Regions from separate parts of the Homo sapiens genome. Here region 2 is linked to region 1. The links are chromatin loops, found by intact Hi-C in ENCODE. Cell type or tissue: endothelial cell of umbilical vein. All regions are shown on one strand. Each heading gives the region's core, and the rest is flanking DNA. Links, peaks and the distances in the headings are about the cores only. Region 1 has its middle 61 kb from the start of LINC02024. Region 2 overlaps LOC124909415 (a long non-coding RNA gene).

What was found. Hi-C counts contacts between places; a loop is a spot of excess contacts. Peaks named below come from ENCODE experiments on the same cell type or tissue, not always from the same donor. Only the 100,000 strongest peaks of a DNase experiment are listed, where the experiment ranks them.
Region 2: it touches region 1 in a loop (2.0-fold over the local background); 1 of 110 quality-filtered maps calls a loop at or near these places.

The regions. Positions count from the first base shown.
Region 1 is chr3:117,626,750-117,632,137 of GRCh38, reverse strand. No RefSeq gene overlaps it. Among named protein-coding and RNA genes, the nearest start is that of LINC02024, 61 kb to the left of the region's middle. RefSeq lists an enhancer at 5,069-5,388. In endothelial cell of umbilical vein, for the core only: no CTCF peak of the experiment used is centred there; a DNase peak (open chromatin) is centred at 2,987; H3K27ac peaks cover 593 bases.
Region 2 is chr3:117,034,492-117,039,879 of GRCh38, reverse strand. The region is part of intron 1 of LOC124909415 (a long non-coding RNA gene); the gene reads left to right. Among named protein-coding and RNA genes, the nearest start is that of LINC00901, 120 kb to the right of the region's middle. In endothelial cell of umbilical vein, for the core only: no CTCF peak of the experiment used is centred there; a DNase peak (open chromatin) is centred at 3,249; H3K27ac peaks cover 479 bases.

The DNA.
Region 1 (5,388 bases), core at 215-5,214:
TGTTGTTACATATCTGCCTGCTGATGTTTGCATTTCCGAATTGTACATCCTCTCTGAATCATACATGGTTAACACGTCTATATTAGATTCTACTGTATTCCCCCTTCAATACCACAACTGCCAAACAAATTATTTTATTTATCCTCCAAGCACTTGTTACAAAGTAAATGTTATACAAGGTCATGCATCTGGTTCCTCTATAATTATAAGCAGGAACATCGCAGAAAATAGAATATTTTGACAAATACAACATTGGATCTAATGTAAGACACATGTGCATGGAGAATTTTTCTCTAACATTAGATGTAGGCTAAATCTGTTATTTCTTTAGTCATTTTAATGAGGTATCTTCAGCCTAATCTTTAGCTAGATCGTTTGGATTACTTTGTATTTTTCCTAGCTTATCTTAATGTAGTCTCGAAAAGTGACCTAAACATTCTGTTTCTAAAAATGATGACAACCTTTACTTTTCTATATAATATCAAATACATTTTTGTATGTTTTGTGGTAATACTATATCTAACATGGTTTTCATGTGTGTTCTAAAAGGAAGTTATATTACAAGTACCCAGTTTTAATGTCCTTGCAGAGGGCAGGGCCTTGTTTTTACTTGCTTTGATTGAAAACCAGCACATGCATAGGATGATTTATTTTGGGGGCCAATCAACAGAGAATACTTAAGGCTACTAAAGTCCCTGAAATATACAACTGTCTGTGAGTTCTGTAAACCGTGTATGTGCCAGAAAAAAATTTCAAACATGGTTTCTGGTTTCAAATAACTTCCAGCTGAGTAGAAAAGACAAATGCACAGAAAAAAATGAAGTATTTTAAAATATTGCAAGATACTATATTACATATAAATGCTTGTATGTGTAATATAGATAAACCTTGATGAAGAACATTAGAAAAGTTAGTAAGAACTGCAATGAGAAAATGTAATAGGGGACCTTGGGCTGAGAGCTGCCAGATGAGTAAGACTGGTTTAGAGGAATAGACTGTATTGTGGACATCAAATATTCACTACCCTTCCCTGGAGAAGATTATATTTCACTAGCCTATTGGCTTGAGGCTTGGCCACATGTTTGGCTCCGGGCCAATGGAAGGTGTGCCATTTCCAGGAAAGAACCTAGAGGATCAGTGTTTGCTTAGTTATGGTTATTTTCCTTCTTCCACACAACTGGCAGTGTTCAGATAAAGGATTCACTGTGAAACAGAACCAGAGCCAACCCATAGTAGGCTTGTAGCAAGAGAAGAAATAAACCTTTGTTGTGGTAAAGACATTGATATTTGGGAGTCATTCATTACTATAAGATAACCTAGTCCACCCTGACTGAAACACATAGGTAGGAGCAGGTGTTCAAGGCAGAGCAGGAGAGGAGAATTAAATAATTAACAGTGTTCTTTGAGGGGAGTGAGGAGACTAGTCTAACTTTAGAGACAGCATTGCTTCAAAAATAACAGCAAATGAAACATAATAGTTAGAGTTGGACTAAGGATAGGATGACTAATTTTGGTCTTGAAACTAAGAGTTCAAGTTGAATAATGACCAATAAATGTGTTTCTTTTTCTTTACATTCCCATCCCCTAGCATATGGTAGCTATTCACTCATATCTTGTTTGCTGAATTTATAGACTTAATTCAATTGACACAGTAAAATGTAGTGAAAATTTAGTTTCTAAAAGACCATGAGAAAAATAAAAGACAAAACCATGACCTATAATTGCAATCTAAGGAGAAAGGTGATAACAATTTATAGAATGACAATTGTAGATAACAAATAAAAAGATTTCATAAGCTAATGTGCTAGAATTCTCATCTGGAAGATAGTTTTTAAGCATTACTATGCTACTTTGACCATAGATTATAAACTCTCTACTGACAATAAATAAAATGCTTCTGCCTGAGAGATTTATTATATAATTTCTGGAAGGGGAAAGGCAAATGTAGGTATACTGCAATGATTTGTCTCTGTTATAGAATTTAAACAGTTATTGAGGGTATTGAGAGATAATCCCAATCAAAATATGACATCCACTTGAATGAGGTTTGCCATCTGGCCAATCTGTCAGTCTTCAGTGCCAAGCTGATTGGCTCTCAGCTGTTATCCTACTCCTTGTGGTTTATGGTCACTTATGCCAGTTATAAGCATGATGGAATCACTGGGCCCTTCCTCCTCTAGTCCACATCTTTTCAGATCTATACTACTTTGAACTTACAGATGTAAAAGTTCCGGGTAATATTCGCATAACCCTAACTAGGTTTCTCTTCAGTCCATCATTTAACTTAATAAATTCTGAACCTAGTTTTGGCCTGCATAAGTTCTGAGCAAACGCAAATAAAATTTCCTTTATATCCACAGCAACATTCCTTATTTAGAAGATATTAGACCCAGGAACTCATAATGTTACACTTAACGCAGCATCTGCTTCATCTCACGCTGTGCCGTGCTGGCAGTGTCAAAAGTAAATTAATTCAATTTAGAACTCAATTCAGTAGCCAACAGCAAAGTTATACCAGACTCCATAAGAATCAAGAGGAAATGCCACTCCACGATCAGACACTGCTTCTCGAAAGAGCTCTTATGTCAAACACCTGAGCAGGTTTCTTCTCGTGGGTGCCTACGTGCTATTTCTGATATTGAATTTTTTTCTCCCCTGCATTAGTTTTCCTTGCAAAAACAAGGAGAAAACAAATGCACCAAGTTCCTCAGGGAAGGATACTCTTTTATTAATATTGCATGTTATACAGGTTCAGGTCTCTATGTCTACATATGGGGATGGCAGTGGGGAAGAGGGAATAGTACAAACTGTATAAACTGCCCTTAAGCACCAAAATAGAAATACAAGCAACTGCTTTCAATCTGCACCTGGAACATCTGCAAGATGACTTCTGAATGTCCCAGTAAAATGGTCACGTGTCTGAGAGTGGAAACCCTGAGGCTGATTGGCTGGATAGCCGGGTGAGATGCTAATCTTGGCTTGGAATTCTCCCTTTAGACTTCAGATATTGTGTTGCTGTGTGCTTTCTCAGATTTTTGGCAGCCTGCCATTTAATAAGAGTAATTTAGGTTTGTTTGCTTTTCTTTGTGCTGACCCACTCAAAGAATGAAAAGGAAACTCATGATATTCAGAGAAATGCATCTGGGACTACAACCAGCTCTCTAGAGGCTGTGGCAGTGCCCAGAAACCACTCTTAGGGGATTTGCAGGGCAGCAAGCAAGGACACACCCCTCCCCTCCTGAACTTTTATTTTGCCCCTCTCCTGCCTCTGTCCTAGCAAGTCAAATCTTAGGGCCATACAGAAAGAGTGAAGGACTGTGGTGAGAGAGAGAGAAGAAGGAAGAAATACACTTCAGAGCTGCATGTCCCAGACCTTTTCTTTGATCTATGTTCTGTATTTATGTATTAATTTTTTGTAAGTAAAGTCTCATGTGTAGTGTCCAGCATAAAAGGAAAAACAAAATCTTTTTTAGTTCCCTCAGTAAATTTAGAATCAAGCAAATTTGTGTTACAGTTCCACCTTTACCATTCAATAGCATTCAATAGCAATGTGACCTAGAGTGAATTGCCTATTTTTGAACACTTAACTGTAAACATCTTTTTTTTTTTAGGATTGTCAATCTTTTTTTTTAAAGTTCTGGGATACATGTGCAGAACGCGCAAGTTTGTTACATAGGTATACATGTACCACGGTCATTTGCTGCACCTATCAACCTGCCAGCTAGGTTTTGAGCCCCACATGTATTAGGTATTTGTCCTAATGCTCTCCCTCCTTTTGCCCCCAACCCCCCTGACAGGCCCCGGTATGTGATGTTCCCCTCCTCGTGTCCATGTGTTCTCATGGTTCAACTCCCACTTATGAGTGAGAACACGCGGTGTTTGGTTTTCTGATCCTGTGTTAGTTTGCTGAGAATGATGGCTTCCAGCTTCTAAAAAATCTTATATCTATCACATGAACAAAGGCTTACTATAAAAAGTAATTGACATAGTATACAGATTATACATATTGTATCAGTGTCATTGATAAGGGTGTAACTACGAATGCATATGGGGAGGGGGCATGGTAGAGGGTATAAACTGTCCTTTAGCACAAAAAGAAAAATGCAAGAAGCTGCACCAGGAACATGCAGATTGATTGAATATTCATTTGAAATTATATGGAGGCGCCTCTCTGGTGCCAAACACACAGTAGGTGCTCAAAACACAAGCTGTCTTCCTTTCCTTTTCTTTTTTCCTCATCCCCCATCAAAGCCTTTTAATTTTCCAAAAAATACTTGTTTTAAACACCATTTCCTTTTCATGCAAAATACTGTGGAAAAGTTCACACTAATATTTTCAATAAAACTGTTCCTTTTTAATAAAAACCATCTTCTTTTAAAGAGAGCAACAATGACTTTTAGTTTAGTTTCATTTATCATTGAATATATTCCTTACAACCCAAAATGGAGCTAAAAACATGCCAGTAAGTACGTAGAAGAAATAATTTTCTTAAAATAATGACAAGTGAGTGGGCTGGGAAAAGGAGAGATGATGATAATAAAACTTTATATATAATCCAGTTTTCTTTGTTTTTTTTTTTTTTTGAAATTTCATCAGAGTCACTACACTGGACAGTTTTTCAAAATTGTTTTTCCCCTAACAAATAGCAAGTACAATACTTAATATGAATATTAAAAATTAGTGAACATTCTGTTTCTGCATGGTTGAGAGGCAATGTAATATACAGCAGTGATTTTCAATGTATGATTCCTAGGCCAAAAACATCAGCATCAACTGAGAACTTGCAAATTCTCAGACCACACCCCTTATCTACTGAATCAGAAATTCTAGGGTAGAGCACAGCAATCTATTTTAACAAGCTCTTCCCATGTTTCTGATACAACCTTTGAGAATTACTGATGTAGACAAAGATGGTTTTGGCCCTGACTTAATTTGGTTAAATGGTTTCAGGGGTCTCTTTCCCCACTGGAAAATGAGAAATTTGGACATGTTCAAGCAGTTATCTTAGGCTCTTTGGTTCTCTATAGTGTGTGAATGTTAACTCATGAGCAGTGAAGAGATTCCTCTAGGCTCTGGAACAGTTCTTGTCACTACAAGAATCTATGCTGTGGATTAAATCCTGAATATGTCGGTAAAGTAGACTCAAGTCTTTCCTACTAACTGTAGGAACCACACCTGATGACTCTCAAATAAAAACTAGTTCAATTATAAATGAATTAGGAACATACTATTTATTTTTCAAATGAAGACATACCTGCATGCTTTTAACTACCAGGAGTGCTGGGAAAAGATTAGAAACGAACTTGATCCAAGGCAATCATCACTGTTAGTCAAAGCCTCTTTTAGTTCCTCCAGGGAAGCTCTATCAATAACCCCTGGAGAGTTGTT
Region 2 (5,388 bases), core at 127-5,126, 590 kb after region 1:
CTATTAGGATGTGCAAGTTGATCTTACTCATCAGTATTTCAGAAGTTTATTTTGAGTTCTGGTTTATGTAAAAAATCTGTTGATTGTCCTATGTAAATGAGCATACATTTGCAAATACTTACAGGTTTGTGCTATTTTTTTCTCACTTTTCTCACTTTTTTTTTTTTCATGTGCTTTTGTATTTGCTAGCAGTTCTAGTACTATATCAAACATGGACAGGGTTAATGGGCATATTTATCTTTTTTCCAGATCTCTGAGAAAATGCATACAATGAATTTTCTTTTAGCAGAATATTTACTATAGATTTGGCATATACTCTTTATAAAGTTCTAGAAGTGCCTTAGTAGTCCAAATATTTGAGAGATTTTTGGTTTGTTTAGTTTTGCTTATAAGTGTGTATTAAACTAAATCAAAAGTCATTTTTCTACATTTATTGAAAAAATATATATGACTCTTTGTTTCCTCCTTTAGGCCACTAATAGGATGCCTTATGTTGATGGATGTTCTGAGGTTAAACAATCGTTTCTGTCTCAGGATCAATATTGCTTGATGAATTTATTTTCTTAGCAGTCTCTCCAATTTTGTCAGATAACTATTATTTAGGATTTGCTCATCTATGCTCTTAAGTGAAATTGTTAATATTTTGTACTGCCTTTACTTTTTTTTTTTTTTTTCTGAGATAGAGTCTTACTGTGTCGCCCAGGATGGAGTGCAGTGTCACAGTGGCATGACCTTGGCTGACTGCAACCTCTGCCTCCCGGGTTCAAGTGATTCTCCTGCCTCAGCCTCCTGAGTAGCTGGGATTACAGGCATGAGCCACTATGCCCAGCTAATTTTTGTATTTTTAGTAGAGACCAGGTTTTGCCATGTTGGCCAGGCAGGTCTCGAACTCCTGACCTCAAGTGATCTGCTCACCTCGGCCTCCCAAAGTGCTGGGATTAGGCGTGAGCAACCACACCTTACCCTAGTTTTAAAATCTTTAGAGCTAGAATTTTGTTTTGTTTTCTATATCTTTGAACAATTGTGTAGGACAAGAATAAGGTTTTGTTCCAAGTTTTTATTTTCTTGTAAAATTCTCTGGCTCTGGGATTTGCTTGGAGGTAGCAAGTTGCTTTCAATTGTCACTTGAAGTTTTTGAATGGTTATTGATCAACTCTATTTTCTAATTTTGTGCCAGGTTTGGCAATTGTTCCAATTACTATAGCCGTGTAACCAATTACCCCCAAACAGGGGTGAAAAATAATTATTTTTCCCTCAAAGATTCCGTGGGTAAAGAGTTCAGACAGGATTATGGTGGGATGGCTTGTCCCTGAATGATGATGCTCCTTAGCTGGAAGAATTGAAGACTAGGGGCTGAAATTAGCCAAAGGCTCGTTTATTCACATATTTGACTATAGATGCCAGCTTTCAGCTAAGGCCTCTGTTCTTTTCCCTGCGGGCCTCTCCATCTGGTTTTTCCATGTATTCTTCCTAAATCAGCTAGTTTGACTTCCAACATGATGGTGGTTTTCTCAGAGCAAGAGAAAGACCCAGCATGGGAATTCCCATAGCTATCTATAGCCACATTCTACTCTTCAGATCAGGCACATACCTGCCCAGGTTCAAAGGAGTGGAAATAGACTTTGCTTCCATGGAGGAGTGGCAAGCTTCTGGAAGCAGTTGTGAATGTTTATAGAAAGAATAATCAGCCACGGTAATTTATATATTTTTTCAGATAGATAGCTCATCTGTGTTTTCACACGTATTAGTGAATAGTTGGTTGTAGTATTTTTTTTTCTTTTCTTAATTGCTGTGCTATTTCTGGCTATGTCTAAATTTTCATTTTGTATTTCATATAATTGAAAATATTGTCAGGGGCCAGGCGCAGTGGCTTATGCCTGTTATCACAGGACTTTGGGAGGCTGAAGTGGGTGGATCACTTGAGGTCAGGAGTTCGAGACCAGCCTGGTCAATATGGTGAAACCCCCCCATCTCTACCAAAAAATACAAAAATTAACCAGATGTTGTGGTGCATACTTGTAATCCCAGCTACTCTGGAGGCTGAAACACAAGAATCGCTCGAACCCAGGAGGCGGAGGTTGCAGTGAGCTGAGATCATGCCATTGCACTTCAGCCTGGGCAACAAAGTGATACCTTGTCTCAAAAAAAAAAAAAAAAAAAGAAAAGAAAGAAAATATTGTCTTTTTTCTTTCCTCACTCTTATTGGATATTTGTTTAGTCCTAAACAAAGTAGCTTTAGCTTTTAATCATACTCATTACTGTATTTTTGTTCAATGTTTCTTGATTTCTGCCTACTTTATTAATAATTATCTCTTTATTTCAGTTTGGTCTGTTCTTCTCTTTCAATGAATCTAATAGAATTCATGGCTCATTTTATTTCAATGTCTTTATACTTTCTGGTCAGTGTATTTAAAGTTATACATTTTCCTCTGATTTCTGCTTTAGTTGTGCCCTGCATGATTTTATATGCAGAGATATTGTTGTCATTCAATTCTAAGTATCTTATAATTTCTCTTATGATTTCTGCTTAAGCCCAAGGGTAATTTAATAGCAGGCTTTTTAGTTTCAGGACTAGGTAACATTTTTGGCTCTTTTTAAAATTATTGTTTTTCTAACTTTATTTCAGTAGAGTTAGGGAACATATTCTGATGTTGATTCATTGGAATTGTTTGAGCCTTTCTCTCTGTAATTGTTACAAATTTAATTTTTGTGAATATTCCATGTGAGCTAAAAAAAATCTGTTTTTGTTCTCTGGTCTCCACCCTAATGAGACTTTAGAAATTCTCAGCTGTAATCCATGATCCCTGGTCTAATAAAAAGAAGGGTGTAAACATGGACCTGACCTTCAGATGGGGAGGGGGAGGCAAAAGAACACAACTGAAAATGCTCCCCCAGCTACATTGAGGAGGGGTAAATGGTAGGAGGGAGCTAGGGAGAGAACATTTAAAGGGTGTTGACAGAGTTTAAATAGGTGGTGATAGGGACTTGAAGTGATAGCAAAAACAAAAAACAAAAAACAAAAAAAAAAAACCTCACAAAAGAAAAATAAAGACTTGGAGACTGACTGGGTCAGAAGGGCAAGAAGGAGAAGTTAGAAGAGTCAAGGATGATTATACAATTTAATTAAGTGTGTAGGGCAAGGATGAGGGAAGTCAGGAATCCAAGTTCAGATATGAGTCAGAGATGTAATTATAAAAGCACAGGCAAATGTTCCGAAGGAGCCCAGAAAAGCAGAAGTAAAAACTCCCAGTGTCCTTTCAACTGGGGAAGTTGCACTCTGCCTTCTGCTACTCTGCTAGAGCATCACAAGTTTCCCTGAGGGCCCCTGACCTCTAACCCTCATTTCCAAATCTAATGGTCTCCTCAGACAAGTATTTTTATGAAAATAAAGCCAAATAACATTGCGCTGACTTTGTCAGTCTGTTTTTTTTATTACACACTGGATTTCCGGGGAGGGGATTGCCCTCTTCATGTTTCAAGAGCCAATGCAATCTGGTTTTCTTTATATTCCCACTACTGCACCATCAAGTTGCAATCTAATCAACTGGAGATAGTGGCTGATTAATTCCCCGTAGAGTGAAATTTAATTCTTTCATCCTGAGTGTTAGTAGATGGCTAAATCAAGGTTCTACCAGGTTTCTTCCTGCATTTTATAACCTTTTGGGTCTCCTGAATGCTAAATCTAATCTCCCCTCTCCTGAACTTTCAAAAATTTTTTTAGGTCTTTCCATGTAGAAAGTATACACATCAAAACAGATGTGCTGTGTATTCTCTGCTTGGCATGTGGGGAGCCTAAACTATTTCAGCCTCAGGATTCTTATGCTTTTAAAATCCTGGGGAGTGGAGTAGAGGGCAGAGTCCCTCTCCTGCTCTGCCTCTCTGCTCCTCCCCTGGGCTTGTCCCTCTGCTCTCCCTAGAACCTGTCTCCAGCAGGCCACTTCCTCTGTGACAGCTTCAGGCATCCCAGCTGCATCTGTCCTTGGCTGTCATTCTCTGCCTGCAGCCTGCAAGATGCTTCAGCAACTCCAGTGAAAGTGCTTACATTCCTGCTCTGGCAGTGGGTGGGGAAGTCTTTTTTTTCTTCCTCTCTTTCTTTCTTATTTTGTTTTGTTTGTGTTTTTGTTTTGTTCAATTTACACATTCCTGAGCTGTCATCCTGGACCTCCCCCTCCCTGCAACAACTGTCAGACCCCCCTCTACAAGAAGACAGAGTAAACCAGAAACAAACAATGTACGAAGAGAAATTTCAAAGACATTCAGAGAAATGTGTTACTTCAAAGGCAGTAGCAAGGTCCCCCTGGAGCTCATTATTATAGCTGGTGAGATAAGGCAGGGAGGGAGCTGCTCAGTGGGCTCCCAGGGGATGGGAAAAATGGAAAAAAAAGCTCACGAGTAGTTCAGTTTAGCCATTTTTAAAAACTATCAAATCTATATATCCATCATAGATAAAGAAATAAACCTTGCCCCTTTTGTGGTCTCCAAAAGCTGTTCACTTTACTTGATATCCCACTGACACACCCCAAAACCATGAGTTCTTGAGAGGAGAATGTCTTATCCACTGTGGAATCAGTACAGCTATAGGGAAAAGAGACAGAATGGCAGGGTTAGAGGCCACACCTTGCTGAATAACAGTGGTTCGGATAATGAAGTGGAAGAGGAGAGGGGCTACAGCACCCCTAGCCTCACGCTGTACCTTAGGATGGAGAGCCATTGAGGCAGCCATGGGAACCCCAGCTGCTTTTACTTTTGGGGAGCTGGTTTTGTTTTAGCAGCAAAAGTTAACCACTATAAGAATGTATGTTAGGTAAAATTGACCCGGAAGGGAACACCTATTCCAGTAATAATTGATCTTTCACGTACTTTAGATTGTGCATACCTTTATGTTGAGATTGTGCTACCTCTTCTAGAGGTAGCTTTTTATATTTTTATCTCAACATAAAGCTTTTTATATTTTTCCCTTCAAGTTTATCTTGTTCATTAGATTGTGAAATTTAAGGTCGAGGAAAAAGATTTTTGTATTTTACTTTTGTTTTGTTTGCTTTTTCATCTCCAAACTTCTCAAGGAGTCCAAGAAGTATGAAATATCAACTAAAATTGTTTTTGAACTTAGAATATTTTATTGCTACCTTATTCAGATTTATTTTTTAATATGGATGCAATAAATTGTGTGTTTTTGGTATCAAGTTCCGTGTGTTTTGATAAATACGGAGTAGTATAACACCACTACAATCAAAATACAGAATATTTCTGTCAACCCATATGCACACACATACACAACACACACACACACACACACACCACACACACAGGTGCTAGCCTTTTTCAGTTAAGCCTTTACCCCCTGACAATTACTAATTTGTCTCTGTCCCTATAGTTTTCCTTTGTCAG